Regions from separate parts of the Homo sapiens genome. Here region 1 is linked to region 2. Evidence: chromatin loops called from intact Hi-C (ENCODE). Cell type or tissue: dorsolateral prefrontal cortex. All regions are shown on one strand. Each heading gives the region's core, and the rest is flanking DNA. Links, peaks and the distances in the headings are about the cores only. Region 1 overlaps TUBGCP3 (tubulin gamma complex component 3). Region 2 has its middle 120 kb from the start of LINC02337.

What was found. Peaks named below come from ENCODE experiments on the same cell type or tissue, not always from the same donor. Only the 100,000 strongest peaks of a DNase experiment are listed, where the experiment ranks them.
Region 1: a loop joins it to region 2, with 3 times the contacts of the local background. A loop is called at or near these places in 8 of 110 quality-filtered maps.

Annotation. Positions count from the first base shown.
Region 1 is chr13:112,504,867-112,520,517 of GRCh38, forward strand. TUBGCP3 (tubulin gamma complex component 3) reads right to left here. Exons shown (of 22, transcript NM_006322.6): 15 at 15,020-15,155; 16 at 14,109-14,177; 17 at 11,574-11,709. Among named protein-coding and RNA genes, the nearest start is that of TUBGCP3, 75 kb to the right of the region's middle. RefSeq lists an enhancer at 2,754-3,672. In dorsolateral prefrontal cortex, for the core only: CTCF peaks have their summits at 5,318 and 5,522; a DNase peak (open chromatin) is centred at 5,301.
Region 2 is chr13:111,468,563-111,484,213 of GRCh38, forward strand. No RefSeq gene overlaps it. Among named protein-coding and RNA genes, the nearest start is that of LINC02337, 120 kb to the right of the region's middle. RefSeq lists an enhancer at 6,304-6,804. In dorsolateral prefrontal cortex, for the core only: CTCF peaks have their summits at 6,074 (motif pointing right) and 6,274; a DNase peak (open chromatin) is centred at 6,309.

The DNA.
Region 1 (15,651 bases), core at 4,280-6,779, 1.0 Mb after region 2:
ATTTCTGTGCAGGTCAAGCTAAACAAGAACTTAGCTATCTAACCAAGTAGTACTATACTACTTTACCTAATAAGGGCCTAACAACAAATATATGAAACAAAATATAATTGTATTTAAAAATTAAATACAAAACATTTATTTTATAATAACGCAGTGCACTGAATAAATAGAAGCTCTACTTCATGGCTTTACAATTAGTTTGCCTGCTGTGCATGAAACATTTACTATTCCCTGGCTCTCTGGAGATAAAGGTGACATTTCTTTAAGGAACCGACTGTGGCCTTACCGCCTGTGAGAAAGAGGAGCCTCGAGGGAGGTCAGCGACGAGCTCAGACTCTCCTTTTATCCTTTAGGAGATCACACAGCCATCACCAGGCTGGAAGGTCACCACAGAGCACAGTTCTCTGCTCGCACTTTTAATTTTTTTGTTCAAAGACTATGGCAGCATATTGTTACACTAATGTATGTGATGGCTAAATCAGAGCTAGGCCCATCAGTGAGGTGATTACAAAAAGGCTTTATAACACGGGTCAGCTTGGACATGTTTTGTTACTGCTTCAAACGCCCTCAATGAGTTACCTCGATAACGAGATCAAGACTTGCTACGCATGCAGTTGTGTGAGACATCAGTCTTGCCTCCTCTCAAGACAGTAAAGAAGTGGAACTTAAGCCTCTTTATAGAGGTGTGTAAAAATAACAGTGGCAATGCATACTTTTTAAAAAATACTCTTTCTGTAAGTTAAAGATCAACTGACACCTTGCAGTTTTGCTCTCTTGGTTTAACACATGACAGCTTCGTCAGTAAAGAAAAGTGGGAGAGGAGGAGATAGAATTCTAAGCCTTATAAAAATGTAAATTCTTAAACAGACGATCAACTTATACAAGCATGAAATACATATGTGAATTGTATGAACGCTGTCTGAAGGCACAGATTCCACTAACAGGCAGCATCGCCATCCGACCCTGGCACCCGGTCTCCAGGGACGCGCCGTGCACTTGGGAAAGGAGGAGGACGTACTACAGAGAAGGACACCCTCACCTGCCCGGTGCCTGGGTCTCGGGAAGGGGCTAGAATTCTCGAACACAGAGGCTCAGGTGAGGGAGAGCCAGAGAGTTGTAAAGCAGACAGTGATATACATTATATACCAGCACTCACCTAAATGAAATATATGGCAGCCAGTAACAAACGATGTTTAAAAAAATAAATTTCAAAAGACAAAAAAAGAACTTGCTTTCAAGGAGGCAGAAGAATTTTTAGTTAGGGATCATTGATGGCAGACTTAGACAATGCACCTTTCAGATGGAGAAAATTCATTTGTTAAAGAGAGGGATGACACACTGTCCCTCAGGCAATAAACAGGCAGGAGGTGGCAACCTAACCAACCAGAGCTCCAAAGGGCCCTCGTCCACATCCATGCACCGCCCAGCGACTCGCAAGGGAGCACACCCACTCAAGGGCTCAAGCGCCTCCCCTGCCAATGGCTATGACTGATGTATCAGAGGCATATCTAAGATTTACTTACAAAGTTTACAACTCTGCAAAGAATCCTCAGCGCTCCTTACATGGCTCCGCAGACAGTTAAACACAGTGAACTATAGCGTCCACAGTCATGAGATGCACTCTCAGCTCTAAGACCCTCAGAAGAGACCCAGCTGCCCTCAGACCTGTGACATCTGCCGAGCATCTGTCTCATGGGGCTCCTGTAGCACAGCGTGCACTCCACATACCCCAAGTATCTTTCTTGCCATTAGGAATCTACAACACACAGATATGGTCAATGTGCATCCGAAGAATGGGTTCAGCTTTGAGGTTCATCTGAAATCCTAGAATTATGAGTGTACTTTTCCCTACTAAAACTATAAATACGGTCTAAGATTTCAAATCAAATAATACTCAAAACCCCTCAAACTACAATTCCTTTTCAATGTAAAGGGGCATAATAAAGTGTTGTTTTAAGTGATGTTCAGCCGTGTTATGGTTTCGGTGAGATTCTAAGGACAGTAACCACCACTTGCACTCAACTTTAGGTTTTAACGCAGAGCTCAAATGAGAGGACTGTGTCTTACCCCACTGAAGTCACTGGACTGTAATGGAAAATCTATAGCCAGTCTTCCCTGGAGAATGGTGAGTATTTAAAACATTCTACAGGTGCACAGAGTGTACATATATTTGTCCTCAAGCTATTTCTCAGATGTGATTTGATTTCTTTCCAGTGCAGCAAAGTTATATGAAATAGTTTAGAAACCACTTGTGGAAGGTTTTTGTATTTTTATGTTAATATTATCACAGAACTCTGGTGGATCTTTTCATGGGAAAACAAATGGACAAATTCTACAAGTCACATGCCACGACTCGCGGGTCTCACCCTGACATCCGATGTCTCCATCGACCCTTCCCCAGGTACATGCTCAGTGTGATCCTAAAATTTAGCACTGCTGTGCACTTGTGCACAGTGAGCACAATCTGTTTTATTTTCTAGCCTTTTCAAGCAACTACCCAGGTTATACTTATTCATCCTGACCTCCTTCAGAGAAGGTTGAAGCTGAATGACAAAACTAGATTTCATCTAAAAATGAAAGGGGAAACTTCACCTGAAAGTTTACCGTCACCTAAAAATGCGAAGCAGGCTACTATCAGCACTTCCTCTGAGGGACTCTAGATTTGTTACAGAAGCATACAAATTTTTTGTGGCTATTCTCCATTTTCTAGCTCCTGCTGGGTGCTCTGTGGGTGACAGAAGCGGCTCAGTCCCATGAAAGCTCAGGTCTGTGCTGCTCTGCTCCGCCTGCATTTCTGAGGCTTCCTCCAGAATTCTTCTCAGGGTCAGTCAAGCCAGCAGCATCTGAGTAACATGCCGATTTTTCATGGCACGAATATGCTTTTGCTAACGTCTTCTACTTTTCACTGTTGCGCTATTTATGAAACCAGGAATTTTTTTCTCCGGCTTCAAATCAGTCTGAAAGTAGATACACAGTGATTAGTGATTAAATCACTAATTCTATTTCAGAATCTCTTGATTTTCTTGAGTGTACAATTTCTCTGATTAATGTTCTAGATTCTTTAATGTCACACTGGGAAATAAAAATGCTACTGAATGGCCACAAAACAAAACAAACCCATCTACCAAACAACACTGTCATGCAATGCTCAGTGTCAGCCTAAACTCCTGACATCCCACTCCAGCCCATCCCAGTGCTGCCTGGGGCCTTCCCCTTCTCTCCCTCACTCCCAGCCTCAGCATCCCGCAGCCCTGGCCCCACCAGGTTTGCATTGCTTCGCTGTCATGGCTTTGGCTCTGCCTGTATCCCTCGTGCCCCCTAGTCACTCCAAGCCCGCCTCTCCCTCCTAGCACACACTTAAAAGGCCAACCCGTATCCCCTCACTCTGAATCCATCTATTCCTCCTCTGTGATTTTCAGCCTCCCCCTCCTTCTCCATATCGGCATCTCAAACAGCCTTCCAACAAACAAAGCGTCTAACTTCGTTAGAAGTTTTGACTTTGATTTTGCCCAACTCTTCTGTAGTATATCTTTAAATTTTCAGATGCCATATGGCAGCCCAGAAGGGGCCTGTTAGTTGAAAAGGTATCGTGCACCACGACAGACAGGTCTACAGCCCCCACCCCAACCCCATCTTCCTCCTAGCCACGGCACCCTGTGAGACTGCAGTTCCCACGCACTGATGTCCCTTCCACATTCCACTCCACAACTTCAAGTATCATCCAGGCTGATGACATCTAAAATCTTTACCTCTAGTCTAGATCTATCTTAAGTTTAAGATCAGTCTGATTAATGGCCTCACAAGGTATCCTAAAAAATACTCAAATTAGCGTATTTGAATGGAATCACTATCCCCCCCAAAGAAGCTCTTCCTCCAGTGCTCCCTGGGTGGTAAAAGATGCCACCACCCACCAGGTCCTCAAGTCAGAGACCCAGGTGCCACTGAGACTCCAACCACCTCCTGGCCTCCGTACACGCATCACCTGGTCCTGCTGGCGCCACAGCCCAAGCCTCCCTCAAATCCATTCCCTTCCCTCCAGCCCCGCGGCTGCTGTAACCATAAAGGCCAACGTCACCGCACACGGATTATTACAACTGGCTGCCCTGCTAATCACCACGGTCGCGCCCCAGGTTCATTATTCTCAACTACCTGAATCCAGACCTTCAGGACGTGCTCGTGGCTGGGCTCTCCAGCCCCATGTTGCAGCACAGTCCCCCTCCACAGCTTAGCTGAACATGCTGCTCTCCTCCCCACTGACCCGAACAGCTCATCCTCACCTGTCAGGGGCCAGCCTGGACACCATCACCTCTGGAGCCTTCTGGAATCACCCACGTCTGTCAGATGCCTCATTTAAACATTCCCATGCCACTTGGATTTTCCCGTATCGATTGACTGTAAGATCCTGTGTAAACATCTGTTCTGCCCTAATAGGCCATGAGCTGCTTGGCCACAGGGAGCTGGTTTGTCACCTTGTCACTGGGAGCCAGCAACAGGGAGCACTAAGTGGGCCCTCAATGATGATTTCCTGAAAGAATGCGTGATGTTGACACTGGACGTCAGAGCAGGCAGTCTGCATTCCTCCAGATCTTGAGTACTCAAACTCACACCTTTCAAAAGGTTTCTATAAGCAAGGTCAATTTAGCAACAATGTGAATATAGGTGTTCTTTCCTTTTACAGTCTTAAAGTACTACCAGCGAATACAGTTTTCCTTCTAGAAAAATCATCTTTTATTGTGTCTACAATGAGTACGGAGGACAGTATCTTCAATGGTCTTCTTTTGAGACAAAGCCCCTTGACAGTGAGAGACATATGGTTGCTGCTGAGGACGCTGCTACTGAAAAGAAACCTCGTAAAACCATCCACATGACAGAAGTCTGAAATCCCTACAATATCACAATTATTTTTCTTTCCCAAATGAGAAATTAAACACTACAGGCAATAGTATTTCTGAACTTCTAACTACTCTAAGGCTGTAATGACTATGAACTCAATTCACAAGGCACAATTAGTCCTTTAGTTCCTAAAAAATTCCATTTACACCTGCCAACATGCCTAGGATCTCTTTACCCAGCACTCTGAAAATATATTTTAGGCACATGTTTTAAATGTGTTTTTATGGCTGACCCACAAGTAACTATATAATTATAAGAATCCCAAAAGCAAAGCAACATTGGCAATAAGGTCCAATGAATACAGGATGCACATCTCCTGCAGGGCCGACGCCACACTGGACGGCCGATACACAAAACTGGGCAGCCACTATCTCCTCCCGCTTGGGCAGCAGCTAAGTGCCAGGCTCTTCTGTAATTCTCCACTGACCCCTAAAGGCTGTCGAAAGAACTTCAAGTTTGACTCAAACACCGGCTCTTAAGGACTTGTTCAGGCACCTTCCGCCAGAACCCCCTCACATGCGGAGATGCCCCTATAGATAGCATCGAGTACTGCTAAACATGATATTTGTTTTTTTTAGAAAAGACCTTAAAACAATTTGTTCACAATTTCAAAATCACCTCCTCAACCCGTATTTATGTATTTAAAAGTGACCTTACTGTATTTAAAAGTGACCTTATCAAAGTACCCATCTGATCTATTTTTCTCAAGACTAAGGATCCAGATGACATTTGTTAAGACCTAGGATTGTTTTCAAAGTCTCTAACCACCTTTGAGGATCTCATCCTTACATCATCGGCATTCCTGCTCTCCCAGGCAAGTAATCACGGCAACAGTGAACTTGGGGGCACTCACCACAGGCAGGTGCTGTTCCAAGTACTTTCACTCAGACTTAATCCTGCAACACTAGGAAGTAAGTGCCGTCGCCACCTCATCCCCCAGATGAGGAAACTGAGGCAGAAGATCAAGAAATCAGCTGAGGCCACACAGCCTCAGAGACAGGTGATGGGGTGGGGACTCCCCCAGGCAATGTAGCTCTAGCACCAACGGCTCAGCTTAAAGTTTCCATCAATTGGAGCCAGGCACCTCCAATCTGTATTTGTATGTTTCACTAAGGATCCAAAAGACTTTTGTTAAGGATCTTTTGGCTCCTTAGTGAAACATATGAATGATGAGTGAAACATACAATGAAAACAGCAAGCACACCTCCTGCAGGGCCAAGGCCACACTGGACAGTTGATACACATTAAGGATACAAAACACAGGATACAAAAACACAGATAGATACACAAAGAAATTTTTAAAGAGAAAAACTTCAACTCATCCTTTATCATTCACTGAGTCTAAGACACTGTCATTTGTAAGATGAATCGTTATTATATGAATCATCAAGAAAGTAAAACAGTTGCCAGTCACACTGACAGACACCCTGACCACAGTCCTGTGCGGGAAACACCCTCTGAACCCACCGCTCAGATGGGCCCCTCACAGGGCACTGCTGGCCCGCGGGCACCTGCCTTTCCTGGTAAGATAAAATCTGCGGTGCTGCTTTACATGGAAAAGTGGCATTTTGGTTCTTCTCTCAATAATAATTATGTGCTTCATGGATTTCAAATTTATGCTCCACTGCTATTTCTACACCTTTCTGCAAACACAGCAACTTTTCATTTCAAAATAGAGCCAGGGTGGATCCAGGGTGTAATCTTTTTGAAGGCAATGAACCGCAGCTGGGCCGGTACTAAAGGCTGTGCTGCCGGAGCACAGAGCCCAGCTCCAGGATCCAAGAGGAGCTGGGGCCAGGTTTACGCAGCTGCAGGCCACAGGAGCCTGCAGCTCCACAGACTTTAAGACACATTGAGAACATGAAAGCAATGTGTATCTTAGAAGTGATACAATATGGTTAAAAGGAAAACCAAAAAAAAAATGTAGTATGAGCTATTAAACCTTCATTTACCTTATTATTCGATATATTGGGCCAAAACCAAATTTGGGCCAATCCAACCTTTTCAGATTCTGGGTCTCAGGCTGCTCTCCACTATACACTAGGGAGGTTTGACTGTGGTATCTCCGAAGTGCCTTCTACTTGAAAGCTTTCTAATTATAAGGGACCTGCTGGTTCAGATGTGGCCCCACCAAGCTATTTCCACAGCCAGACACTGCTCTCCAATACCTACACAAGGAAGCACTTACTCAGACACTCGTTCTCTCGAAAGCACATTTCATTCAGTGGGATTAGAAAAGATAAAGGAAAACCTGTAACTTATTATCATTACATTTTAGACAAGAAATAATTGAGTGTCTAGTGTACAAGCTCTAATTTTAAAATGTAGTATTATTTACATCTCATTTTAAGCTAGTGGAGTTCCATCATCTTAAACAGTGGCTGAGCACAGTAGCTCACGCCCATAACCCCAATACTTTGGGAGGCCAAGGCGGGCAGATCACTTGAGGCCAGGAGTTCGAGGCCAGTCTGGCCAACATAGTGAAAACCCCATCTCTGCTACAAATATTAACACAAAAAATTAGCTGGGCATGGTGTACATGCCTGTAATCCCAGCTACTCAGGAGGCTGAGGAATGAGAATCGCTTGATCCTGGGAGGCGGAGGTTGCAGTGAGCTGAGATCACACCACTGTACTCCAGCCTGGGCGACAGAGCAAGACTCTGTCTCAAAAAAAAAAAAAAAAAAAAAAAGGCCCAGACACAGTGGCTCACGCCTGTAATCCCAGCACTGGGGGAGGCCAAGGTGGGCAGATCACCTTAGGCCAGGAGCTTGAGACCAGCCTGGCCAACATGGTGAAACCCCACCTCTACTAAAACTACAAAAAATTAGCCAGGCGTTGTGGCGGGCACCTGTAATTCCAGCTACTCATGAGGATGAGGCAGGAGAGTAGCTTGAATCTGGGAAGTGGAGGTTGCAGTGAGCCAAAATCGCACCATTGCACTCCAGCCTGGGTGACGGAGTGAGACTCCATCTCAAAAAAAAGGTAAACGTAAATCTCCACTAACCACTGTTCCCTGAGAACTTCAGGGACCATTTCAGAGAATTAACATTCTCTTAAGAGCCCTCTAAAAGCTGTCTAAACATTAATTTTTAATTTTTGTCTCAGATGAGTAAGTTAATGTCTTAAAAACCAGAGGAAAACTAAGAAAGTGTTACTTCTGAATCAGACTTCTATTAGAACCTGACTACGTAAATTTCATCTTGATTCTTCATGAACGATGAACGCATCCTTGTTTTCCCTCAAGAACATAAGAGATCGATTTTATTTCTAATAAAGACCAAAAGCAAATTATTTCAATGCCACTGTTTTGAAAGAGGAAAGGGAGGGAAGCTGAGGGAGAAAGAAAAAGCCTCCATTCGTTCCCTCCCCACCCCACACAAAGGCTGAGAAAGAATACAGGCTCAGTTACCTGTATTGGTCCATTTCATTTTGTGAAATGTTATCTGAAACATGAATTTAGTTTCCAGTAGTAGAAATGTTTTTTAGATTAATTGACTCTAACAAACCATTTTAGTATTAGCCGCTGTGTTTTGTCCAGCTGACTGGCAAATACATAAAAAGCTGCTACCATCCAGGATTGGTAGAGGCGTGAAAAGCAGATCATCTTACATGAGGAATGGGTGGGATCTGCTTGGTAGATCATGATCAAAAACTCTTGCCCCCAGCAAAGCACTTTCACATGTAACTACTTTCTGCACACCATGAAGCAAGTTACTACTTTGATGAATATTGCTAAAACACTAGGGTGATAACTGTTGATACTTTAAGTAAGACTAAGCTGTCCTCTGCATACCACGCCCATACAAGGCCCCGTGGCAGCTGTTGATGGGAGCTCTCTACAGGGTCTGTCTGTACTCTGCTTCAGATTTATCATTAGCAGGACATTTCTAACGCGCTGGATTAGCAAAATCAGCTAGTTGATTTCTGCTCATGAAGCTGCTTGGCCATGAACTACTTTAAAATACTTCTTTATTAAAGGTAAGAACACTGACACCCCAACAGAAACACAGGTAAAACAATTCCTGAAAAAGGAAATATGGTAGTCCCCCACACAGTTTCTCTTTATGCTGTTTGTCACCTGCTGTCAACGGCAGTCCAGAAATAGCACATGGAAAATCCCAGAAATAAACAATTCATAAGTTTTCAATTGAGCACCGTTCTGAGTAGTGATGAAATCTCACACCATCCTGCTCCAACCTAGCCAGGAAGTTAATCAACCCTTTGTCCAGCAAATTCATGGCGTATCCAACCCCCCGGTTAGTCACTCAGTAGCTGTCTCAGTTATCAGGTCAACAGATCACGAGAAAAACAGGTGAGCACAGTACGGTGAGATCTTTTGAGAGAGACATAACACCCACATAATGTTTGTAATAGTATGATGTTAAAATAATCCTATTTTGCCATTAGTTATTGCTGTTAATCACTTACTGTGCCTAACCTATAAGTTAAACTTTATCATAGGTAGGTACATATGGGGAAAAGCAGTATACGTAAGGTTTGATACTATCTGAGGTTTCAGGCATCCATGGGGTGGGGGGGAGGGTCTTAGAATATATCCCCTGTAGATAAAGGGAATACTATATAATACAGCAAAACAAAGAAAAAAGAGGCCAGGCATGGTGGCTTATGCCTGTAATCCCAGCACTCTGGAAGGCCAAGGTGGGAGGATCACTTGAGCCCAGGAATTTGAGGCTAGCCTGGGCAACAAAGGGGGACCCCATCTTAAAAATAAAAAGTGTTCACCCTCATCAATCATTTTAAAAGCATAACATTTAAAAAGCATAAAAGTTGAAATGAACTTCCATTTTCACCTATGAATTGACAATTTATTTGAATTAATAGCCAATGTTAACAAAAACAGTGATACAGACAACTATCAACAATACAATCTGGGCTTACTGAGATATGAGCTAAATTGGTACACTTTTCCCAAAAAGTGATCTGATAATATCAATAGAGTTAAAATATGAATACTTAGTAAGTAAACAGTCAAACTAAAATTCAAACTGTTAAGCAAGCAGTTCCACTTCTATCTATTCTCAAGAAATATTCAGAGGCATATAAAGTTGTATTTATAAAAACATGCATGGCATTATTTATATCGGCAAAAAATTGGAGGAAAAAACTACATGTCCAGGCAAAGAGAAATGATGAAATCATATGTACATGAGGTAATATCGTGCTATTAAAAATGGTTCAGAAAAAGTTTCAATAGCGAGGGGGAAGGATCAGCAGAAGAAGCTGGAGTCAAACTCTGTGAAGCAGGATCCTAGCGATATAAATAAATTTTATAAATAATAAAATATGCATTTTCCCATACATAGAAAACTGATCAAAAAATTTATTAGTTATCTCCAACTAGAAAACAAAACTCATTATTGATATTCAATACAATAAGAGAAGAGCAAATTGATACAGACGTTGCTAAACTGATAATCAGATCAGAAAACTATATCGCAACCAGCCCATATTTCAAGTTGATAATGGAGCTCAGCCTTCACAGAGGCTTATTTTGACGTGTGACAATGACAGCATCGGTTTGGCCTTGAATTGGTCTAAATCCACTACAAGAAAGATGCTGCCTCGTGAAGGGGGCAGCCAGGAACCGATCTACCTGGTGGTATTCATAAGAACACAGGGGGAAGGAGAAGTGCAGGCAAGTACACATCCAGTTAAAGCAACTGTGAGCAAGGGAATCCGCAACAGTGGCGAGAAGGACGGTGTGAAACCATGGAGAAAGGAGACCCGCAGAGCCCCAGGCGTGCATGCAGCCCTCTCAGCACGGCCCTCCTCCCGCCTCCCGTCCAGTGGCAGCACATTCATAAGAAGGGTACCCTGCCCGCAGCCATCACTGCCTTTAAAAGAAAATCTCCCCTTTGCTTCCCTCTCAGCTAATTCAGAGGATTCCTACCATTCACTTCCCACTATAGTCAAATATCAACACCCAATAAAAACCGACAATTCTACATGTCAGTGTTGGCTCAGACAGGGAACTCCCTGCCCCACAGCCTTCGGCAGGGGTCACTATTCTGGATCTCTGGTAGCTGCTCAGGGACCAGCCTGTGAGCTGGTAAAGAAGCAGAGATCATGAACTGCTTTCTCCAAACAACTGCTCTCTTTTTATTCTTAACAATTACTTTTCACCAAAGGATTAAAGGCATATACCATTTAGTTCTTCCTTAGAGACATACCTACTGAAATACTTTCTCAAAGGTTCTGACCAAATCAATTTTATATAAAGACTTCAAAATTACTTGTAATTTAAGTCATTCAATGTTTATAACATTAAAATAATCTTGACTATCTGATACCTAAGAATTTTTACTATAGTTTTAGATTGTTTTAAATAATATATTCTCATGTTCTGGTTTATGGACAAAACAAAACATTAAAGAAATTCTCAAAAACAATTTAGTTAAAACACTGTATGGATTTTAAATGAGTCAGTGATTTATTAAACTGTTTTCCTTAAAAATAGGCAATTTTTAAAAAGTATATATATGAACATTAGAATAAAAAATAAATGTGATTTTAAAAGAAAGTTCGCCATCTGAAAAAAATATATAGCTGTCACCGTGAGTCTACCTTAACTTCTGCGGAGTTGCTGGAAACCGCACCCAGTGGGGGCTGGAGGCCGCTGGGAGTGTGTGCGGACCCGTGACCGTGCTGGGGGCTCACCTGGCATGTTTCTCAGGAGCTTTGCATTGCACATGTGTCCCTTCCGTATGTCAGTGAGGATGTATTCCATCCGCTTCGCCCTCCAGAGGAAGTTAAATACTCTTAGGTAGTGGCTCATACATTCTCGAGTAAACACCTGGGATAACAGCAGAAGACAAGTTGATAGTATTCCCACGTAAGAATCCTCTCAGTACAGGTCTCAATCTTTTTTTAAAAAGGTACATTTTAGCAAACTATCATAATAGGCAGCATGCTAAGTAAAGTCACAGTAACAGAAGGCAGGCATTTTTATGCCAGTTGTACAGATGGGGAAACAGAGGCCTAATGTTACACAGCTTGCAGTTTATTAGGATTTTCAATCCATTTTAGACTAGTCTAAACCTAGTCTAAAATGTGGACTCTTCACTACAACTCCCCCCAACCCGCCTGAGGGATCCGTGAGGCAGGGGTGCACTTTCTTCTGTAACAGTAGCTCCTAAGGGTGGTGAATCTCATGGAAGGTAGGCCTAGAAGAATCTCCCGTCTGAAAAGAATCCTTCAGGTTATTTTCACCCATTTACTTTTATTTTGTTTTTTTGTTTGTTTGTTTGTTTTGAGATAAGAGTCTCACTCCGTCACCCAGGCTGGAGTGTAGTGGTGAGAACTCAGCTCACTGCAACCTCCGCCTCCTGGGCTGAAGGGATTCTCATGCCTCAGCCTCCTGAGTAGCCATAATTACAGGTGTGTGCCACCATGCCCAGCTAATTTTTATATTTTTTAGGAGAGGTGTGTTTTTGCCATGTTAGCCAGGCTGGTCTCGAACTCCTGGCCTCGAGTGATAGATTTGCCTTTTTTAAATAAATCTATGATATAAACTTTTTTCCTCGAGTCCTTCTACTAAAGTAGAGCTTTACAGACCTAAACATTCAACATTATTGCATTAGCAATTGTTTATGTACATGGCATGACAACTTTGACACTCTTAATGAGATCTGTAATACTACGAAATAATTAATTATCTCTTATCTAGGCAATGTTCAGTTTACCTATTTGTCAAGGCACTCAGACTCTGTGAAATAATCGATGCAATTATCTGTACTATGGTATCTTTTATGCTATGAAAATAATACGTAATGTATGCAAATTAACAAGGCAGGAGATATGAAAGTTGCTAATTTAAATAATTTGTTAAGGCCGGGCACGGTGGCTCATGCCTATAATCCCAGCACTTTGGGAGGGAGGCAGGTGGATCACCTGAGGTCAGGAGTTTGAGACCAGCCTGGCCAATATGGTGAAACCCCATCTCTACTAAAAATACAAAAATTAGCCAGACATGGTGGCTTGTGCCTGTAATCCTAGCTACTTGGGAGGGTGAGGCAGGAGAATCGCTTGAATCTCAGAGGTGAAGGTTGCAGTGACCCAAGATTGTACCACTGCACTCCCAGCCTTGGTGACAGAGTGAGACTCTGTGTCAAAAATAAATTAAATAAATAAATAATTTGTTAAAATATCACACTGCTTTTTGCATTGTAACTATTTTAAATTGTTTAGGATATAAGTCAAAAGAGAAAAAGCTAATTTGAATATGATGAGAAATTAAATTTAAGAGAAGTTATACACTTAAAATATAGTAGCTTTGATCAATAAAGGTTACACACCAGGAATTTATGTGTAAAAAGGAAATTGCACCAGCAGTTCCCATCTCACTGTAGACAGGAGAGACACACTTACCAGTGGCAGGTTTCTTACCCCCAAGAGGAAAGAGGGTGAGTGTGCCCTGATGCAATTATTGCAGCAGCGTGATATGCACCCTGAGAGGCGGGAAAACAGCACGAAGCAGGCTCTACCAGAACCACTGAGAAGAAATTTTAGAGCCCAACTATATTCCTTCTCAACAGAATACTTTTCCCAATACCTCAAAGAAATGCAATGTCCTTCTTCAGTATTTCAGATATAAAAATGACTGAAGTAAGTTTAGAGGGTATCTTGGTCAAGGAAATTTATTCAAGTCTGAATACTTTAAAAATGCGCACTAAAAAGAGGCATTTTAATTGCAGACATGTAAAAAGACAGCTTTCCTGGTCAGCCTTTTATAATGTGGTAACTGTTATGTAGGTAAAAGCACTATGAACAAAGTACAGCTGCTTCCTCATCGGTTTAAATGAATACTAAATACCAAATTTTATCTAAGTAGTAAAAATATGATTCCCCTAAAATACACTTTATAGTTCCTTTCACATTATCCTTAACTAGTTGCCACAGTATAAGAATAATGGAAGAAAATGAACAGTCCATTTATTAAGGAGTTGCTGAAACCTATGATAGAACAAATGATATTTTTAAGAATTTTTAAAATAATAGAGCATTTCAGTACTCATTAATAATCATTTAAAACACACACACAATTTTGGCTTAAGTATTCATTCAATGAGTAGATCTTAGATGTCGAGTGATCACTTGAATTAGAAGTCCCCAGAGAAGAAAGCCAATTTCAAACAAAATGTTTAACAATCTTAATAGTTGTAAATACTATAAAATGATGCAGGATAATCTTACAGTTGCAATTGGTCCGTCAACATGATAATCGAGGCTGAAGACATCCCATCCAGTGTCACCTGGAGAGACCTAACAACAGAAACAAACACATAATTGCAAGACCTTAAGCTTCTTGCTGAAGAACTTGTTAACGCAAAGAAAAAGCAGTAAAATAATGCCCAATTGTTAAAAACTGCTCAACAGTTCTGAGTGCATCTTCTTGTTAACTTCTACAACCTCACCAATTAGGCAATAATGAGCACACAGTAGGTGCTCTGCAAACATCTGGCAATGCATGGTGTATTTCTGAATGAATATTGTGACTATGCGTTTAAAATTCATCACCATTTGCTTACGACGAAAACCCACTGCCTCTAAATATGTTCCAAATCTTTTTATTCCAAGATGACTCTTGCAATATTTTAAGAAAACCAACCGTTCTGCTAATGATCTTCCATCACAACTAAGTAAATAGTGGGTTTATGTTCATAATAACCACACCCTTAAGAAAAGTCATGTCCTACCAAACTGCAACTAAAAGCATCCATTTTCTGATAAATACCATCGTACACCATGTCTTGTGCTCCTGTTGGATTTACTATGAGAAGAAAGCACCATTTTCTAAGCATCTGTGATATGCTGCCCAGCACAGGGCAAGGGTGTCATGCGTTTTCTCCAGCTTAAGCCTAGCAGCCCTGCAAGGCTCCCCGCTGCAAGATGGGCAAACGGAAACCCAGATGGTGGAGAGGGAGCAGATGTGCTGACCAGGCAGTAACAAGCCACAGAGTGGAGTTCCTACTCAGGCTGCCCAGTTTCCAGAAAGATAACGGCTAGCTGTGCCTGAAACAACATGGAAAACACTCGCTAGAACACCCCGGCCCAGTGGGTCCTCGGTGCCGGGGCGGCGTTCCCAACACGCAGAGCCGCAGTACCTCCAGCAGCCGCACGTCCAGCCTTCGCAGGATCTCAGGACTGTCAAACTGTGCGTTGGTGGCTCTGACAGCGGTTTCTAGAATTCCAGTCAAGTTATGCTGATACAAAGTCGTAGCTGGACGGACAAGTTCTGGTCTTAACAAATTTTTTAAAAATTAAAGAAAATATTACTTCAATTCTTAATGAACTTTAAAAAACGTATAAACTATTAAAAGTAAGAGTTCAAATTATAAAAACTCAAAAGACAAATGGGACCAATACAATAATGCGGCAACAAAAGCTTCAGAGCATTAACTGCAAACAGGGCTTACTAATTATTGTGGAGTTACATTTCTTTAAAATCTGAAAAATACTGATTTTGGCCAGGAACATTTGCTCAAGCTTGTAATCCCAGCACTTTGGGAGGCCAAGGTGGGAGGATCACCTGAGGTCAGGAGTTTGAGACCAGCCTGGCCAACATAGTGAAATCCTATCTCTACTAAAAATACAAAAATTAGCCCAGCATGGTGGCGGGCACCTGTAATCCCAGCTACTTTGGAGGCTGAGGCAGGAGAATCGCTTGAACCCAGGAAGCAGAGGTTGCAGTGAGCCAAGATCGTGCCACTACACTGCCTGGGTGACAGACAGAGCG
Region 2 (15,651 bases), core at 4,937-7,436:
TTCCAGTTCAGATACCACCAATTGTGCTCCGTTATGGTGTTCCTGGCTGTTATCTGCTTCAGGCTTATTGTGTTTGCAGTGTGCACAGATCCGGCAGCGTCCCTACTCCAGAGGTGCATTTGCGTGTAAAGCTCTTAATCATTTAATGAAGCACTGAGGTGCTGGCCATCCCGTGGCTGGCGTGGGCTGCGAGGTGCAGGTGAAGGTGAGTGACCACAGTGCCTGCGAGATGCACTCGTGCTTTCTAACGGGCTGGCCGGGCCTCCCACTGTTCTATGTGTATGTCTATTTTCCATTTTGAGAGGCTTTACTTTTTTCTCTCTTTTAAAAATTAAATAGCGTGTTTGTGCACTATTAAAGATGACGTCTCTTGGGAAGGGCTTTTGAGGAGGAGGAAGAGCAGTGAAGGCCTCGATGATTGCCCATTCGTTTAGTCTGCTATCTGTCCTTGACCCCATCATCCAGCAAGCCCATTGGCTAAGGCTCTGATGGCTGGGTGGGCGGAAAGTCCAGCTAGGGCTGCTGTCCACCCCTAGTGTGTGGCAGTGTGTTAAATCAAAGCTCCCAACTTTCTGAGTTGATGTCCTATGGATAGAAACCTTATCTTCCCTGAGGACTTTGAAGCCAGGCTGCCTGGGTGCAAATCCATCTTCCACCCACTGCTGGTGTGACTCCTCCCACTATATTGCCTGAAATGAGCATACAAGTGATTCTCCTGCCTCAGCCTCCTGAGTAGCTAGGATTACAGGCACACGCCACCATGCCTGGCTAATGTTTGTATTTTTTTTTTTTTTTTTTAAGTAGAGACAGGGTTTTACCATATTGGTTAGGCTGGTCTTGAACTCCTGACCTCGTGATCCACCTGCTTCAGCCTCCCAAAGTGCTGGGATTACAGGCGTGAACCACTGTGCCTAGCCGGTTTATGGTTTCTTTAGAGGTAAGAGATTAGGAGGGGATCCCAGAGCTTGGTCTTTTGGGGATCCCAGCTGCCTCTGAGCCAGGGCTGCTGCTGTTAAGGAGGGCACCGATGCTCAGAGCAAGGGCCACTTCCCACAGCTGCATGGCCAGTCAGAGGTCCAGTGAGGTCCAGGGCCCGGCTCTTCTGATGCTCACCTCTTGAAGGAGCCAGAAACCAGGACACCTCCTTCCAGGCTCGTCCTGACCACTGGCCCACACCTGGTTATGGCAGGCATCCCCACCAGGAGACTAGAACTGGCTTCTTATTCTGATTCCAGTTCTGCCATTTGAGCCTCAGTTTCTCCCTCCTTTAAGTGGGGAAGACAGTAGCAGGGCCAGTTGTGAGCAGATTGGGGCTGGAACAGGTTGGCTGCCTTCATTCTATGCCACCCGAATGGTGGGATTCCTGCTCCAGGGGGTTGGTGAAGCCACGTGGAACACTGAGGGGTGTCGCCTGCGACTTGGGCCTGCTTCGGTGACGTTTGGGAATCCATGGAGACGTTGCCTCCACCCTTGCAGCCAGCATGCTTCCTGCCCGTCACAGCCTCTGCCCTTGCAGCCAGCACGCTTCCTGCCCATCATAGCGTGCTGCCGGCGGCGTAGTGTCCGTTTATTTAAGGCCCACTCGTGCTGGCCCCCGTGCAAAGCACAGACTGCCTGTCCGTCTCAGTGCTTGAGACAAGCAACAGTGGAGCAATGGGGGCTGATCTCATTTTTACAGTCAGGGAAGCAGGACTCAGAGAGGGGAAGCAACTTGCCCAAGGTCAGGACAGGGCCTGGTGGATTGAACACAACCCCGCACCGTGAGCCTTGAACCATGGCTCCTGGCCAAGAGCCTGTGTCCGTCCACCTGTTTGACTCCAGCTGGAACACCCAGATTTGACTCTCCTGCCTTTTCTTCAGTCCCTTTTTACAGTTTAGGAGAAGTTTAATTTCACATCTTTGGTGAGAAAATATACATATCTCCTCACACATGCGGCTAATCCCCCACCCTTCACTCACTCCAAAGCAAGTTTTCTTGTCCTTTCATCGAAGGTCACATATAAAATAATAAATATACTTCTCTTAAGAGTATGTGAACTCTGTCATCTGAAATATTTGAAAAATGACTTTTGAATTTTTATGGTTTCTATGGCAAAAAAAATTGCTGAAACAAAAACTCTACTAAATTTTACAGAACTGGAGGTTTGGATCTGCAAATGTGATCTCTCAATACCCATGGGGTCTGTGAAAGTCCCCGTTCGTGGCACTTCCTTCGGGATGAAGTAGGTGGGATTTCTTCCTGGGTCACTCCTAGGCTTCCAGAAGGCGCCCAAACAGGTGTTCCCAACAGGGGCCCTAAGCGCCCACTCCATCCACATGGGGCCAGAATCTGCCTCTCTCCTGAGCACCTGTCATGGTGCTTGTAATGCACCATCCCTGGGGGGATTGAAAGGTGAATCCCTGCAGTCATTTTCTGGGTTCTGTGGCTCAGATGAGGTGTCCCCTGAGAATGATGGCAGAAGCTTGTCATCACCTCCCTCACTGTCCCCAAACCGCAACGCTTCCAGTCTACCCAGAGAAGCCTGGTGCGGACATCAGTCAGTGTTGGATGCCATGGTTTGTCCAGAAGTGGGTGAAGCCCCCCCCCGCCCCAGTATCTGTGCTGACTGGAGCAGAGGACGCATGTGCCTGCTAGGGTGCACTGGCCAATCACTTCCCTCCCCCTCACCCCAAATCACAGTGAGGAGTTCAGAGGGGAGTGTGGGGCGCACATGAATCAATACCGCGTGTACACGGACCAGGTCCTGGCCTGTCTCTGCATCTATAGATCCACATGCGTGTCAGATCCATGTCTACGTATCTATGCATCTCTGCATGTTCCAGACCCTGTCTCTACATGGGTACGATGTCCCTGGGGTGCTGGAAGCCTCTGGCAGCAGAGTCTGCTCCTCAGATGCCACCTGGCGTGCCCCACACCCCAGTCATTCTTGCTTTGCTCCCTGGAGACTCCATTCCTCCAGTCACAGGCATTTGGCCCTAGGGGCACGGCTGGCACAGCATAAGGTGAGGGAGGTGCGTGGTGCGCACAGGTTAGAGGCGTTTACCCTCGGGACCATGCAAGTGCAGCGGCAGAGCCCTCGTGGGCCCCTGAGCACAGGCACTTCTTTGCGATTTGCTCTCAGGGTGCCTCCATTTCCTCATCCCAGTCTACGTGATTCTCAGGTGAGTCTAGCTCACAGCAAAGAGATCACTGTTCACTGTTAAATTTTAAACTGTGGTCATTAAATGCTATTGCACAGGCAGTATCTAAAGACTGATATCTAAAAACATCTGATTTTCAAAAGCCAGAGTTTGAGAGAGAAAAGATTTGGAAAGAATTCTACGGACGTGGCTTTGCCTGCGGAAGGTCAGAGAATGAGGGTCCAGGACAGAATCACACCCTGACTACAGCTTAGGGAATCCTTGGTGACTCTCTGGCTGCACCAAAGATCAAAGAGGGCCTGGAAGGAGAAAGGTGACAGGAGGGGATTGGCCCGAGCCCAGGTGTAGTAAGCCCATGGAGGCCCTGGGTAAGGGCTCAGGGCTGCAGAGAAGGGTCCGGTCTCCTGGGGTGGGTGCAGCCTCACCGAGAAGCCTACAGTGGCCCAGCCCTGGAGGGGCAGTGAAGGATGGTGACCAAAGAAGGCCCCAGGGCAGCTGCTGACCTGCCTTGACACACAGGATTCTGGAGCCCCAAGGGGGTTGTGGAAGAGCCGCATGGGCCACAGAGAACCAAGGATTCTGAGATGGGCTAAGGGGCATAGGCACGGACCACCGGCCTCAGGCGGGGATGGGGTGAGGGCTGTCAGCAAGGGTGAGGGGCATCCCGGGGCAAACGCCAGTGGAAGACCCAGGCCAGCTCAGGACTGGCTGTAGACAACTGGAAGGACAACGTGGAAGATTCTGAAGCCTGGATAGCCTCCTGGGAGAAGGAGATGCGTTCCAGCGACCACCTTGAAGTCTGGAGAGGACCAAGTGACCTTTGATGGGTGAGATGAAGTTTCGTGCTATTTGTGCAAATGCGGGTCAGTGGAATATGTGACTTTTCAGTTACGGAGAAAGAAAATCAAGGCATCCCACCGATTTCAGGTACTGCGGCTCTGATACTTGTACCTGCTACACTTTGCAAGGAGGTTGGCAAACAATCTTCCATCTGCTCCTGTGTGTCTCGCTGTCGGGAATGGGAAGGGAGGCATTCCTAGGGCTGTTGGCTTTGTGGGTTCCCACTGTCCCACTCCAACATTAGGTCTCGCAGGAGCTGGGATGCAGACCCTGGTCTAAGGCTCATCCAGGAGACCTGTGACGATGCATTTATTTTCTAGCGATCCTCCCTGCAGAGAATGAGCTCCTGAAAGGTGGCCCATGGCATTCTGGGAAGAGACTGTTGGGTAGGGAAGGTCCAGGGTTGGGGGTGAGTCTTGGGGTGGGCAGGAAGGAGGCCTGGCTCATCTGGATCAGCATCTGGTCAGGAAGCAGGGCTGGGGACAGGCAGGTGTTTTCCCATGAGCAGTTTGCATGGAGATGCCTTTCCTGCCCCCAAGAGTGCAGGTGCCGATGTCTGTGTACGTGCTGTGCACGTGGGGGTGCAGACTTGGCACAGCCCTGCACAGTCACTGGATGGGCAGCGGCAGACGTGGAACAGGTCAAACTGCCCTTTGTCTGCAGACTGGGCAGACCTGAGGGACGTGGGGAGAATCAGGCAGGACTCACTGCTGCAGGGCTTCCAGTCACTTTGGGAACCCAAAGGAGCTTCCAGTGCTGAGCCCACTGCAGGCCGTGTGCGGGCAGGGCAGGGACTGAGAGCAGGGGCTTTCCACCAGGACTTCTGCCTGCTGCAATGAGACGGGGCCAGGCAGGCATGAAGCGGAGGCCAGGGGGCTGTGCCAACCTGGAAAAAGTACACATGTAGAAAGTACATGAAGAACGTGATTACCTACAACAGCCCCAGCCAAGCACAGCTGTTCACATTGGGCCCATTTTCTAGGAGTGTGTCTAAGTGGGTGTGAATGGCTGTGTTCAGACTGCATACTCTTTGTATTGTCCCATTTGTCAATGAAAAGTAAGTCCTTCACTTTGGACTGGAAGTCCAACTTTTTTTTTTTTTTTTTTTTTTTGAGGCAGAGTCTTGCTCTGTTGCCCAGGTTGGAGGGCGGTGGTGCAGTCTCGGCTCACGGCAACCTCCACCTCCCAGGTTCAAGTAATTGATTTTCCTGCCTCGGCCTCCAGAGTAGCTGGGATTAGGGGCACCCACCACCATGCCTGGCTAATTTTTTTTGTACTTTTAGTAGAGATGGGGTTTCACAATGTCGGCCAAGCTCGTCTTAAACTTCTGACCTCAAGTGATCCATCTGCCTTGGCCTCCCAAAGTACTGGGATTACAGGCGTGAGCCACCACGCCCGGCCTAGAAGTCCAACTTTTTACCCTTTTGTCCAGACAAGACCTAGTCTTTTTTAGGGGGAGGTTCTGATTAGTGAGTGTAGATTTGCACTTGGTACTGAGGCCTGGTCATGTTTTTAAAGTGTTTCATTGATAAGCTACGGGTGCATGAAAATGTCTTATAATCACACCAGTGTTTGCACCTTAATGTTGTCGTGGGGTGAAACAAGGCTCTATCCATTCACGCTTGGACCACAAGGTCACCTGTGCTTGTTCCCTGCAACTTTGATGTGGGGCTGGTAGGAGACCTCCTGCTATGGGACAGGGGCCAATTCGGGGAGTGTCGAGGTCCCCCTCCGCCAGAGGGAAGCTGCAGCCCCAGTGAGGGGTCAGGAAACCCCGAGTGCTCGGGAACAAGGCTCCAGGGAGTCACTGTCCCAAGCTGGGGAGTTTTCTAAAGGTGTTCGTTGTTGTGGATGGAAGCGACGTTGCTGCCGGACTGGGACGCAGGTGCCAGGGGATACAAGCGAGTTCCGGCTTCACCCACTTTCTTGGTGCCTGTTAGGGAGGCGGGAGCTGTGAGTGTCCTGGAACCCTGCATTTCTTCTCTTGGCTTCCTTTTTATTCTAGAGCTCATGGTCTCTGATGGAGGCTGATTAAATCCCTGGATCTGGTATTTCTAAAGAGTGAGGTTTCTTGTCTTGCCACCAGATGTCAGTAAAATCCCTCTTAAAATAAATGTGCTGCTGGGCAGGTGGATCCAGAGAAGGGAGTCCTGTCTAGGATTTGAGGCTTGGCTGAGGTGCCGGAGAAGGCTGTGGTCCTGTGTGCTGATATGGGCAGCTCTGGTCCCCAGGCTCCTTGGGGAGGCCTGACTCTGAAAGCTCCCCCAACTTGCCTGCCTTGCAATCCCAACTCTGCTGGCACCCTCGCTTGTGCAGGAGGCCACTGCAGTGCAGGCGTGGGACGCGGAGCTGCTGCTGAGGGACCGGGGAGGGGCCCCACGCTGGGGTCTCAGCACTCAGGTTCCTCTGCTTCCGGCAACACCTCGGGCTCCATCTGTGCAGGATTTGTTGCAGGAACAGGGGAGGCTTTACAGGGCTTTGTTCAGCGTGGTTCTGCCTGAGGGCGATGACATTTTTATTTATTTTAATTTATTTTTTTGACACGGAGTCTCGCTCTGTTGCACAGGCTGGAGTACAGTGGTGCGATCTCAGCTCACTGCAACCTCCGCCTCCCGGGTTCAAGTGATTTTCCTGCCTCAGCCTCCTGAGTAGCTGGAGGCTACTCAGACGTGCGCCACCACGCCCAGCTAATTTTTGTATTTTTAATAGAGACAGGGTTTCACCATGTTGGTCAGGCTGGTCTCGAACTCCTGACCTTGTGATCCGCCCGCCTCAGCATCTCAAAGTGCTGGGATTACAGGTGTGAGCCACCACTCCCAGCCAACATTTGTTAATATAACTGCAGAGCCACATCGCGTCCACACCAGGGATGCTGTCGGGGTGACTCTCCATAGGCTGGAGAGGACCCCAGGAGACAGGGGAGGGATGGTGCTGACGGAGGTAGCAGAGGGCCCCGGGTGCAATCCCTATAATTCCCATGCTTTGCCACTTTACCTTAGAAATAGGGACCATCTCTGGATTGTATTTATTGCTCATGAAACAGTTTCACGCCTCTTTTCCACTTGTTCCAGCAGAAGCGTGTGGGTGGCACTGATTCCATTAACGTGTTGTCATCTTATTTACTGGGTTGATACTGATTCCAGAAGCTCTGGGCTGAGAGTGGCCCAGGGTGGGCCTAGCTGTCCTGCTGGGGGCTGGGAGGGCGGCGAGGTGACTGGATGTGCAGGCTTTAGGTAGAGCTGCACTTAAGTCCCAGCCACACTCGTGATTCCTGGATCACCCTGGGAAGTGTCCTGATCGTCCATCTTGCTCCTGTATCTCTAGAATGGCAGCAGTAATGCCTCTGCCATCAATATTTTGAAGTTTAAACAGATACTATCTGAGCTGTAAGAGCAAGAAGTCATGGTGAGCTCTGCAGAAGAGTGAGGAGGGACAGGAGCTAAGAAAGGGCCGAGCCAGCCCTGTAGGCCTCCCACGGGCTTGGAGGGCCCTTGTCTTAGTGGACAGATGAATTGCTTGGGTGATGATGAGCTGGCTGGGGGTTTGGTGGGCCCCTGTCTTAGTGGACAGATGAATCTGCTTGTGTGAACATGAACTGACTGGGGTATCTTTACATGAATAAAGAGCAGATTCGCCAGGAAGTGGAGAGCCTTGAACCAAGGCTTCACGGAATGTGGACACAGAGAGAAGGTGGGACTGCCAAGGCCTTTCCTGAGGCCCCCGCACCTGGCCCAGTGGCTATCAGGTGGCATTCACCTTTGCAGAGCGTGAGAAGGCACGGATGCTGCTGGCAGGCCTGGGCATGGTGGCCCAGCAGCCAGGGCTATGGACAGGAATTCCAGGAGCATGGCCGCTTCCTGGTGCCAGGGGCCTGCTCACCTAGGAGGCCTCTCCCAGGCATCAGATTAGCTTCACAAAGAAGGGAGGCTTAGTGACACCCTGACTCATCTCCCTGAAATAAGAAAACTAACTGCCTAATTCGAAGGCCAAGTCAAACCCTGAAATAGTCCTGGAACTGGAGGGTTATTTTAGGGATAATATAACCACACCAAAAAAATTCCAATGCTCGTTCCTCCTGCCTCTTGCTTTACTATTTCAGATTTTCAGAGTGTTTTTTGTTTTTTTGTTATTTTGGGGGAAAGAAAATCGTTGTACCTCTGCTATTTTTTCCTAAAGTTACATTAAAACCCAGATGGATGCTTTCTTTTCTTCCGTTCGGTGGTGGTGGTGGGGCATTCCTCTAAGATAAGAAGCAATCTTCCCTTCCGGGGTTGTTGAGTCTGGGACTCCTGCTCCTGGGTCATGTGGTTTGGCTCCGTGTCCCCTCCCAAATCTCAGAGCTGTGATTCCGGTGTTGGGGGCAGGACCTGGTGGGAGGTGATGGGATCCTGGGGCCAGATTTCACCCTTGCTGTTCTGGTGATAGTGAGTGAGTTCTCAGGAGATCTGGTTGTTTAAAAGTGTACCGCACCTCCCCCTTCACTCTATTCCTCTTGCTCCGGCCACGTAGGACCTGCCAGCTTCCCCTTCGCCTCCCGCCATGATTGAAAGTTTCTTGAGGCCTCCCCAACCATGCCTCCTGTACGCCCTGTGGAACCAAGAGCCAACTGAACCTCTTTTCAGTGACCCAGTCTCAGGTGTTTCTTTACAGCAGTGTGAGCATGGACTCATACATAGGATCTTTTTTTCCAGCCCTGACTGTGAGAGACTTGCTGGGGTCTGGGCTTGAGGTTCACAGGTTTCTCCTGGGGTGGCTGGGGTGGGGTGACAGCCAGGCTCTGGGCTCAAGCACCTGACACACCTGGCCAATGGGACCACATTCCCTAGAAAGGGGCCATGGGAGAAGCTGGACATCCACCTGCCAGGGTGAGCCAAAGGGCAGGAAGACTGACTGACATTTCAGAGCACGATTCACCAGGAAGCTGATGTGCTAGCTGTCTTCATCTTTGAAGAGTTCAGGAAGTGTTGGAAAAACCAGCTGCTTCTAGAAATTTCTCTCGTATTCTATTTCCTGACATAGAGATTGCCCATTTTTGGTTCCATGGGAGTGTGTATGTCTCTTAGGCCTCAGGCTGGGTTGCAATTCCCAACTAACTGAGACCACTTCCATTTCAGAGAGGGAGGCTCTGTGTGCACCATTCGAATTGTCTTGCAGAAGGATTTATTTTAGATTCTGATTAAAAAAACAAAACCTGAAACAAAACAAAACCTCACTTGCCTGTCATTTTCTGGAAAGTTATCTTCTCCATTCTTAATTTATTTCCTTACGACAAATGTTATTTATTTTCATTATTAAAAATTTAGACTACACATATGAGGTAAAACACAAAAATAAAAATTCATTTTTCCTGGTGATAACTGCTTTTGTGGGCCATCTTTTAAGACTTTTTTCTATGTGCGTATTTTTTTTTACAGTAGTGATATACTTGTCAGTATTTTTTAAAGGCAGGGATAATGGTGTACAATGAGAAAAATTTAGCAAATTCTACATACAGGTTTTTTTGTTTTTTATAAAAAGTAAATGGAAATAGACTAAAATCACATAGAACTAAGTGGCCGTTCTTCAAATGATTCAACATGGAGTTACCATAGGACCAGCAAGTCCGTCCCTAGGCACATGTGAAATGGAAACTCAAGAGAAATAAAAATGCACGTCCACACATCAACGCGTGCATAAATGTTCACAGCCACATCACTCAGTTGCCGAAAGACGAGAACAACCTGAGTGTCCGCCCCCTGAGGATGGGTAGACAACTGTGCTGTATCCACGTGGTGGAACGCTATTTGGCCTCAAAAAGGAATAAAGTGCTGGTACAGGCTGCATGGAGGAAGCTTGAAAACGTTATATAGTAAGTGAAAGATGTGAGTCACAAATCACTACCTAGTATATGATTCTGTTTCTATAGAATTTCCAGGCCGGGCATGGTGGCTCATGCCTGTAATCCCAACACCTTAGGAGGCTGAGGCAGGCAGATCACTTCAGGTCAGGAGTTTGAGACCAGGCTGGCCAACATGGCGAAACCTTGTCTCTACTAAAAATATAAAAATTAGCCGGGCATGGTGGTGTGTGCCTGTAAATCCCAGCTACTCAGAAGGTTGAGGCAGGAGAATCACTTGAACCCGGGAGGTGGAGGTTGCAGTGAGCCGAGATTGTGCCACTGCACTGTAGCCTGTGTGACGAGCAAGACTCTGTCTCAAAAAAAAAAAAAAAAAAAATCCAGAATGGAAAAATCCATAGGGACAAAAATCTATAAGACAGATTAGTGATGGCTTTGAACCTGAGGGCAAGGGCAGAAGGGGGCTAGAGGGTGACAGCTGAAGGCACAGAATTCCTCTTTGTGGTGATGGAAATGTTCGAAAATGCACTGTGGTGAAGGTTGCACGTACCTGTGAATATATTTAAAAACCATTAAATTGTACACTTTTAATGAGAGAATTAATGGTATGTGAGTTATATTCCAGCTAAGCTGTTGGAGGAGAAATGTGAGGAACCCTAGACTTGGGAATGTGAAAGGATTTTAGCAACTGTGTAGCTGGGAACCTCTGTATTTGACCATGTGATGTATTAGAGAGCCCCAAACCCCTTACTAAACAAGGAGAAATATTGCACAAAATGCAGCAGACATTTTAAATGGGTAGTTCAATTCGCAAGAAAGTAGGAAAAATCTCCAAGGGCTCTGAGACGAAGAAGAAAATGAAAATCGGAGTGGTCTATAAATAAGTGGTATTTTGGCAGCCAGGGTGGGGCAGGCGGCATTGTGGGTCTCATGGTCTCAGTCACCCAGAGACCTGTGTTTTGGTCCTCCCCAAATAAACAAGTGGAATATTGAAAGCAATGTCACTTCCCCCCCACCATAAAGCCAGGGTCCTTGCTAAAAGTTCCATTCTTGGTAAAAGCACATTCTAGAAATCATCTCTGCACTGGTGCTTGGTGGCCAGGAGGCTGGACCGCAGGAGAGGATGGTGGCGTTTGGATTCCAGCCCCAGCTCCGCTCCTGCCCTGGCTGGACCGTGCTGCCAGCACAGCCTGCGGACCCCCCGAAGAGAAGTCACCCAGGCCGTCCCAGGACGGGGCATCCCCCTCTGAGGCCCTGCAGACGCAGGCCCTAGACATGCCTGGAGGCCGCACCTCACAGGTTTCCCGCAGATCGAATCCTGCTGAAGAGGAGCTCATCCTCCCCAGATGTGAAGCCCAAGAGGAACCAACTCACCCAGAATTTGCTGAGGAAGCTGGCGTGCCGGTTCTCTTCATTTCTGAGAAATTCCAGAAGTGCTGGGTAAACCAGTGGCTTCTAAAATGTTCTGCCAAGTCTTCCATGTCCTGACGCAGAGATTGCCCATTTTCAGCGCTGAGGGGAACTCTTGTCAGGTGCGTCAAATAGGAGGAGGATGCAGGATCGTCACGTAACAGAGCCCAGAGAGAGGCAACAAGACCCAAATCTTCCCAAGAGGAAACTGAAACAGAGGTCCATGAAAACCACTGGGAAGAAGGTACGGGAAGCTTTGAAGAAGAACCAGGCAGAGCTTCCAGCAACTAGAAACACGACTTCAATCAAAACATAAGTGACGGGGTTAGAGGGGAATTGTGTCTAGCTGAAGGGAGAATCTGCTGGCATTTGAAGAAATTGCTCATGGTGCGGAGAAGCCTGGTGGAGACGGGAACTAGGAAGGGTGGCTACAGACCTGCAGGCCAGGGCGCCGTGTCCCCATGTCCCCATGTGTGTCCCTTACCCTGCACACGCGGTAGCACATGAGGCTCAGGGAGATGCTAGGGGTACCCTGGGTGGGCAGGGTGAGCCACACGTGCCCAGTTTGGAGCTTCTGAGGTCCGGTGCTCCCATCAGGAGACCAGACCCCTGTCTGTGAAACAGCAGCAAAACCTCATCGCAGGGGCTGACATCTGAGAAGCCTCCTAGGAGGCCCCCCAACTCCTTTCGAAGGGCAGGAGCACCTCTGCTCTTCTCCTTCCAAACCAACAGGCTAGTGTGGGCAGAGCCTGCACCATGAGAAAAGGAGGGGACTGACTTGTGTTTGGTAAAGAGATTACTCAGATGCATCACTTTTAGAGGATTTGCACAAAATGATGTAATAACATGTCAGCAGGGGCAGTTGGTGCTTGTCGTCAGAAGTGAAGACGATGACGGTGGTGGCCATTCCGGGCGGTGTCCATCCTGCTGCCCTGTCCGGCAGCACAGCATCCTTCTCCCATCCTGTGGGCACCTTTCTGGTATTTTGCCCCCTCCTTCTTCTGGCTCCCCATTCCTTCCTCGGCCTTTTGCAGCCTGGTTTATGAGACTCAACCAGGAGGAGAAAGCATTCTCTGAAAGTACCTTTGGATTAGAATGGGACCGCCAGGGAGAGAAGCCCAGACGGCAGGAAGTGGATGTAGGAAAGTCTTCTGGGGGGGCTCTCCTGGGATGAGGTTCACAGGGACTGTGAGTGAAGAAAGTACATGAAGAACGTGATTACCTACAACAGCCCCAGCCAAGCACAGCTGTTCACGTTGGGCCCATTTTCTAGGAGTGTGTCTAAGTGGGTGTGAAAGGAGCTGGCTTCACTCACAGACGGCCCCCGTTGCCCAGCTGCCGGGGAACATGCGCATGTGGTGAGGGTGGGCGCTGGCCAGCTAGGTGGGGATGAGTGATAGAGTCTGTAAACACGGTCGCAGGAGAGGGCCGGCTTGGCTCATTGTAAGGCAGATCTGGAGGCCCTTCCCAGCTGAGCAAACACCCACTGGGGACATTGCTGGTGCTGAAACCCCAGGAGGAACCAGAGTAAACATGATGGCCAGTTATTAAAATATGAAGTCACATCATCATTTAGGATTACGCTTCAGCATCCCCGAGTGGTGTCTGGAAATAGAGATGGTGACTGTTGGTAGCAACGTTCTCAGGTTGCTTTTGAAGCTGTGTCTGCACGGAGTTTCAGGTGCAGGCTTGGAAACAAATTAGAATCTGTCTCGGTGGGAGTGAGTAGCTATGGGTTCTATTTTATGAACACTTTCCAGGGCAGCCATTTTATACCAGCCCAAAGCAATTACAGCTGAAGAGAGAAACTTTCCAAAGGACCTCTCCCAGGATGTCAGTTACCTCATGTCATAATTAAATCTTTGCATATTTCAAACCTTGACTTTCTGTGCCCAGATCAGCACGACTTGAGTGCTTCCATGAGAAACTATTTTGCATTTTTCCTTTTGTTTAGCTGTGTGGAAATTTGAGTTCTGTAAAATGCTTATTATAAACTGGGACTTCATTTCTAAAAACTTGAAATACGCTTTCTAAAATCTCCTGCAGTTAGGCAGTTAGTAATTTTTTTTTTTTTTTTTCTGAGAAGAGTTTCGCTCTTGTTGCCCAGGCTGGAGTGCAGTGGTGCGATCTTGGCTGACTGCAACCTTTTGCCTCCCGGGTTCAAGCAGTTCTCCTGCCTCAGCCTCCCAAGTAGCTGACATTACAGGTGCCTGCCACCATGCCCGGCTAATTTTTATATTTTTAGTAAAGATGGGGTTTCACCATGTTGGCCGGGCTGGTCTTGAACTCCTGACCTCAAGTGATCCACCCGCCTCAGCCTCCCAAAGTGCTGGGATTGCAGATGTGAGCCACCGTGCCTGGCCACGTTAGTCATTCTTTTTGTGTCAATCAAATGTTACAGAAAATGTACAAGATTTTAAACAATCAGAAATCTGTAATGCTTTGTGTTTCCTGTGGCACTGGGGCTGGCAGCACATCACTGGCTCTTAGGTTGCAACAGTGACTCCTACCTCGGCCAGGGCGGGGTGGTGACGCTGGTGCTGGAGGCCAGCTCTCAGCTTGGGTTCCCCAGAACCGTGCCCATGAGGAGCCACATCCAAATGTCATGACTTGCCACAGACTCACCTTCCTGTTACCCATGGCAGGGTGTTGTAGGAGAATTAAATAAGATACTCCAAGAGCTGTGCCTACTAAGATCCCCCTGAAATTGGGCAATAAATCTTAGCAATTAATTAGTAATGGATTGGCACTAGGAAATCATAAGATTTAGGATCTAGACTCAGACCCTTGGGTTATTACTGCCTGATATGTAACAGGGGAGTGAGGAGGTCATTTCAGATGGGTAGCACCTGAACCCTTATGTCCTTGTTAGGGAAAAGATGGTAACCATTCAATGCACATTGAAGGCCAGAAGTGGAGAGTAGACTTCCTAAACAAAGGCGAGCATGATGACGCAGAGGTTGCTATCATCCAGCATGGCCTTCATCCACCATGCTGCTCCCTGGCACATTGGCCTTTCCCTATGGAGACACCATCCTGGAACCCTGGGCCAGGCTGCACAAGTTCGCACCCATCACAGACCTTCTCTAAGCCTGTAAGAGGGGAGGGACACATGCCCCCACCATCATGAGAGTTGGGTCGGGGGCTGTGTGCGGACCTTGGGGCAAGGAGCTGGCTGAGCAGGTGTGAGTCTGCAGCTCCCGGGGCCAGGCTCAGCCGCTATGCACCTCGCTCGGTGCAGGGGGGTGTGACTCAGCAGGAGTGCGTTGCTTTGGGACTTTATTTTCAGGAGAAGCTTCCAGGGGGGAAGCCCAGAGTAGTGGGTGAAGGAGCTGAAGAAAGGTGGGTTTTGGTGACTGCTACGGAGAGGATGAAAGGGGGCTGGAGACACCCACAGGTCTGTTACTCAGGGAGCATTAGGAGGTGGATTGTGTCCACAGAAGTGCAGGGAAGATGAGGAGCACGTGGGGCCCCTGGAGCTGGTGAGAGGAAGGGACCAGAGTCTCCCTTGCACCCCAGAAGAAGCCAGCCCACCTGGATGTTGGCCTTCTTTGTCCAGAACTGGGAGGGAACACACGTCTGTTGCTGCGAGCCACCTGGCCTGTGGCCTTTGTGACAGCAGCCCCGGGAGACTAATGGGAGGCCCTGCTCTGCTCTCGGCACAGCTGCTGGGGTCCTGCTTCCTCTCTGAGCCCTGACAGGAGTGGCCCGGGAAAGGCTTGGGGCGCTGGCCTGGGGAAGGCTTGGGGTGTGGTATCCGGGAGCAGGTCCCAGGTGTGCATAGGACTTGCTCAGCTCTTGGCTTTCTGCGTCTCTTCAGGAAGCTTTGTTATGTTGCATGCAATGTGCCCAGCACATAGTAGGTCTCCACATGAAGAATGTCACAGCACTGGGCCACCTGCAGGCCATATGTCACCGATGAAGAAACTCCTGAGTTATTTTATGTTTTCTTTTCTCTATATAAGTATATTGCACACGTGGCCTGGCCACACACATGTGCTCCTGGCCATGTGGGTCAAGTGGTCATCCTGTTAGACTGTGCAGCCCTACCCAGTGCAAAGCCCAACCCAACTGCTAAAGGCTCAATGACTTCACGGGCATTCATGATCCACGGAGTCCGGGATAATTAAATATTCAGCCCCCGACCCCATGGACATGTGGACCATTAGACACATTTCCCATGAACGCTTCTGTGTGAGGCACAGAGAAGCCACAAACCCACCTCCTGCTCTGGGAGCTTAGGATCAAGTTGCAAAGGTCACACGTCTATAGATATTTGAAGCTAGAAGGGTTGAAAGAAGGAAGGGATTACTTCTGCTGGGAAATCTGGAGGTAGGAAGTGAACAAGCTTGGGGCGGGGGTAGAGGAGGACGGGCAGTGTCTTGTTGAGGCTGTCGGTCGGGGAGGGCTGGCTAGCACCTGAC